2 separate regions of the Mus musculus genome follow, and region 2 is linked to region 1. Evidence: chromatin loops called from intact Hi-C (ENCODE). Cell type or tissue: left cerebral cortex. All regions are shown on one strand. Region 1 has its middle 4.8 kb from the start of Gm13561. Region 2 overlaps Dpp4 (dipeptidylpeptidase 4).

Region 1 (2,500 bases):
GAGCACCCTATTTTTGTTTTACATACAGCCATCTTCTTGCCCTGTTTTGTTGTAGAAAGCAAGGGTACATGGCTGCTTTTTATAAGAGCATTTAATCTTTTCATTCACTCTGCCCATATTTTCCAATTCTCCCCTATATCCCCATTTGCACATGCCTTGATTTTGAGATTGGATTTGACTTGGGGGACATGAACATTTAGTCCAAAGAACACCCCTTGAATTACCCCTTAAGCACCAGCTTTAATTACCATTCATGTAAGTGGGCAAGCATGTAGATGATTCTAGACTCTGACCATCCACCTTTCTAAATGAAACCCAGACTTCACCAAACAAACAAACAACAACAAAAACAACACCCCCACATCTTCACTATGCCCTGTCCAGAGAATCTATGAACAAACTTTTTTTGGTGTTTGGCTGTTGTTGTTTGTGTTCGTTTTTTCTTCCTGGCACTATGTTTTGGAGTTGATACCCAGCCACAGAAACTAAAATAACATGACTGTAGCTATTACAACCCAGTCATTCACATTCTCTCTCTCTCTCTCTCTCTCTCTCTCTCTCTCTCTCTCTCTCTCTCTCTCACGCACACACACACACACACACACACACACACACGGGAGAACATCTTCTACATCTCTTGCAATAACACCTGTACCCTTCACAGGGTTGACAAAAAAAGCCTATGTCTCTACACTACCACCATCACAACCCACTAGCAAGAGAGTCCAATGGCCTTCCTGTACCACTGCTTCCTGGCCATCCAATGAGGCACGTACCAGCATCAAATCTCAAGTAGCATCCATACATTTTGGCCCTCAAGATCTGGGCAATAAGAGCTGTTACTTATTTCACATTCACCAATGAGAATGGTCCCCAATTCAGATTCAGGGTTACTCTTCCAAGAATCACATCTATTAAAGTCCCCAGGAGAGTAGAGGCAGAACTTATGTTGTCTTTTATATTGGGGTTTCTATGAAACAGGAGCCTGAGACCAAAACCTCCAACTGATGCAACCCTACATTTTCATTATCAGCGCGTCATGGCCCGTTCTGTAATCACACACAATCCCTCCGACTTAACAGCTGCTGCAAACCCGTGACTGTCCCTTCTGCCTGCTTATTCGAGTGTCTTTGGGAGCAGCATCTCTTGGAATTTAAAATGTCCAACCCAATGTAATTTAATATGCCACAGCATTCTAGAAAAGAAGTATAAAAATAAAAACTCTAACTAGAAGGTTAGGCTTTTTTTGTTGGGCTTTACAAATTTTGAAACCATGACCACTGAAGCTCATCCGTTATACAAAATGATATGATGAGTTATTTTGAACATGTAGGAATGTTCTCACACTAAACAGTCTTCTTACCATAGCGAATTTATTCCTTGCAGAACTTGTTGAATTATCTCCTCAGCTTTTGTTAGTCCTCTACTTCAGCTGTTCTAACTGAAGTCATCGTCCCCCTGAATTCACTTTCGGTTCTATATTAACATGGGAACCACCTCAGAGTCATGCAAACATTAGCTTACACTGTGCATACTATCTAAGAACATAAATAGTCCCCTTTATTTCTTTTTGTTATCCAGCTGTCAAATAAACGTTCAATTCTCATAAACTTGTTTTCTATATTAAGCCACCTAGTGACTATATGAGAAACATAAACCATTATAAAAATGAAAATGAAAAATGGAAATAAAACCTCTATGTATTCCCCAAAGGAATCATGTCAAATAAGGCTTTCCTTTTTTTTTTTCCTTTTTTTTTTCTTTTTTCTTTTTTTTTTTTTTTTTAGTTCACAAGTGTTTTTTTTCCACCACTTTTGTTTTCCTGAACCATGTCTAAACTAAACCAAGTATGGTCATAAAGAAAGGATATTAAAATACATTTCTGGTTCCCTAAGGGACCATTCTTACTGCTAAGATGTTACAATGTAGGAATAAAAATGAGTTACACAGAAATATAAATTCCTGACCAGAAAACCCCAAACCAGGGTTTAAGAAACTATAGGAAGATGATCTGCCTACTTAGTGAATATTCTAAGATATTGGCCTCCCAAAGCTAGATAAGTAGAAAGTTTTAAAATATTTTTGGAATATTTTGACAATCTTCAGCTCCATGTAATCGCCCAGTTATGTTTGCAAAATAAAACGCATGACTTATCAACTCTTTTTTTTTTTCTTTTCAACAACTTGCAAGATGAGCAACACTATAGCCATTACTCGGGAGAAGTCCTGACGTTATACCACTGTTCCAGGGTTCTTCTGATATTCCACAACCGCCCATTTGTGACTTAATCAAAGGGAAGCTTGTGGTAAATGTACATTAAAGTGAGCAATGAGCAGGCTAGAAGACAGGTATTCAAGCACTGTATAATCACAATAAGTGGTATGTATCATAGAAGCACACTGGCACAGAGAGAGAGAGAGAGAGAGAGAGAGAGAGAGAGAGAGAGAGAGAGAGAGACTCCCTAGATCCTTAGTACAGCTGATACATAATATTTTTAAA
Region 2 (2,500 bases), 93 kb after region 1:
TTATGCATTTGCCCTTCAGTTACTGTGAGTGGTGCCCATCACCCAGAATCTTCACTACTGTGTGCTCTGTTGATATTGCTACTGTTAATTTTTTTTTTTTTTTGGTTTCCTACAATGATATCCTTTTTTTTTTTTAAGATTTATTTATTTATTATATGTAAGTACATTGTAGCTGTCTTCAGACACTCCAGAAGAGGGAATCAGATCTCGTTACAGATGGTTGTAAGCCACCATGTGGTTGCTGGGATTTGAACTCTGGACCTTCGGAAGAGCAGTCGGGTGCTCTTACCCACTGAGCCATCTCACCAGCCCAACTACTGTTAATTTTTATTCCAAGTCTAGAAGCCTGGGCAAGGGGAGGCACAGTGGCATATTCAAGTTATACAGTAAGATCAAAGCACTCTAAGGGGCTTCTCTGAGTCCTCTTTTCTAATGCTGTACCAGGCTGCTTCTTAAACTGAGAAAAAGAATCTAGACATTCTATAAAAAAAAAAAAAAAAAAAGCATGGCCAATGGCAAAGGGGCCTTCAAACTACTTATCCTGTTGTCTCCCTGGTATATCTTGTTCCCTCTGATGCAGTTTTTTAGTTTTCTTCAGTATGGCTAAATGTTGCCATCATTTCTTGGGTATGTGCCTTATACTAGGAACTCTGCTAAAAGCTTAATATTTATGATCTTATTTAAACCTTAGTAAAACTCTCCAAAGTACATATTATCCTCACTTTCTATGAAAAGATGTTGGCACGTAGACACACTGACCTAACCTTTCCAGCAAGTCAGTCAGGATTCAAACCCAGGTCTAGCAGTGCCTTCACTGTGCTTTTCCAAGCAAATATAGAAATTAACTATATCATTTAAATGCATCAAAATTAAATAGATCACAAGATAGCTTTGCTATACATTACCTTCCACTCCACAGCTACCACAGTTGGGATAAATAGTGAAGATATGGGCTGGTGAGAAAAACACATTTCCATGCCAGAAAGAAACTGCTTATCCAAGTTAGGCACTGCAGATGTGTCTCCTGGCTCCCAGACTCTCCTCAGTGGGGGCCGGTGAGCAGACTTGCCTCCTCCAGGTGAAGCTGGTTCCAGAGCGCTGCCCACTCATCCTCCAAGGAGCACGGGACTTTCGGAGGTAGAACAGTCAACATGTGCTCACAGAGAATTGGGAAGGTTAAACTGTGATTTCGGCTCGCCTAGGAGGAAATTGGGCACAGAGATGGCAGCCTGCTCGGAATGTCCAGTAGGACAGAGATCCGTTTCCTGTCCCGTTTATCTGAGCCCTGTGCCTTTGTAGGAACGCATCCTACACTTAATTGCAGTTATTTGTAAGGAAAAAAAAAAAAAAGGTGGGGATGAGCAGGAGAGAGCTGAGCTTCTTACCTCCTGCAGTAGCGGCTTTGTGTTATGTCAGACAGTAAGGGCTGGTGTGTTTGAAAGCTCACACAGGCATGCTATTCTCATCTAAAACCTATCTTTCACTGGTTCCGTTCACAGGCCCCGGTCTGCCCCTCTACACTCTACATCGTAGCACGGATCATAAAGGTATTTTGTCATACTTCCCCCTCTCCCCCTCCACCGGCTTGTAGGAAAGCGCGCACGTGGATAGGGCCAGCATGGGATTTTTCCCTTGGCATTAGAGACTTACCCAGGAGTTAAGACATAAGCCTTCCTCCTACCGGAAGTGTGCACGGCCCAGCTGCCGCAGTGCACGCCTGCTCACTGTTGTCGCATGTGACCTAGCCTCTTTGTCCTGTTACGAGTTATGGCTGTTTCCTCTATCTGTTTAGAGCTGCGAGTCCTGGAAGACAATTCTGCTTTGGATAGAATGCTGCAGGATGTCCAGATGCCTTCAAAAAAATTGGACTTCATTGTTTTGAATGAAACAAGTAAGTTACATGTAGAGAAGGTTGTAATTTCCTAGTGAGCTCAGGTGGGGCATGTGGTAAGCATGGATCGCTCTCAGGCACCACTAAGGACAGTAGGTTTGTCTGAGTTAGAAACGCTTCTTTCTCTTCAGTTTCTGTTTCCACTCAGGAAAAATGACTTATGGGAAAGGAAGATATACCTCATGGTTGATGAGTTTTGGTTTTTAATTTAGCACCATGGGAAATATGGAGCTGAAGAGATGGCTCAGCCACTGGGAGCTGTTTACAGCTCCTGCAGGGGCCACGTTCCTTTCCCAGTGCCCATGCCCGGAGGGTTCCCAAGCTGTGTGACTTCAGAATTCCAGCACCCTCTTCCGGATTCCCAGGGCATCTGCTACTACTTGCACAAACCCACACAGAGAGATACATACACACATAACCTAAACTAATAAAAATAAAATACTTTTTTTTAAAGGAAATGAATAAAGTATTCAACTCCCGTCATTGGAAAGGGTAGGACAGACCCACTTGGGCAGAATAACTTAGCACCCTGCTCAAAGGGAATGTGCAGTGTGTGTCACCAGGGTCCTTGCTAACAAACCCCTTCCGACCCAGCAGGGGTGCCACTGC

Evidence for each region. A loop is a pair of places that touch in the nucleus more often than their neighbours do. Peaks named below come from ENCODE experiments on the same cell type or tissue, not always from the same donor. Only the 100,000 strongest peaks of a DNase experiment are listed, where the experiment ranks them.
Region 2: a loop joins it to region 1, with 4 times the contacts of the local background. A loop is called at or near these places in 17 of 42 quality-filtered maps.

Annotation. Positions count from the first base shown.
Region 1 is chr2:62,449,077-62,451,576 of GRCm38, reverse strand. No RefSeq gene overlaps it. Among named protein-coding and RNA genes, the nearest start is that of Gm13561, 4.8 kb to the left of the region's middle. In left cerebral cortex, no CTCF peak of the experiment used is centred here; a DNase peak (open chromatin) is centred at 1,269.
Region 2 is chr2:62,356,007-62,358,506 of GRCm38, reverse strand. It overlaps Dpp4 (dipeptidylpeptidase 4), which reads left to right. Exons shown (of 26, transcript NM_010074.3): 17 at 1,500-1,547; 18 at 1,793-1,891. Among named protein-coding and RNA genes, the nearest start is that of Dpp4, 55 kb to the left of the region's middle. In left cerebral cortex, no CTCF peak of the experiment used is centred here; DNase peaks (open chromatin) are centred at 1,031 and 1,506; H3K27ac peaks cover 1,588 bases.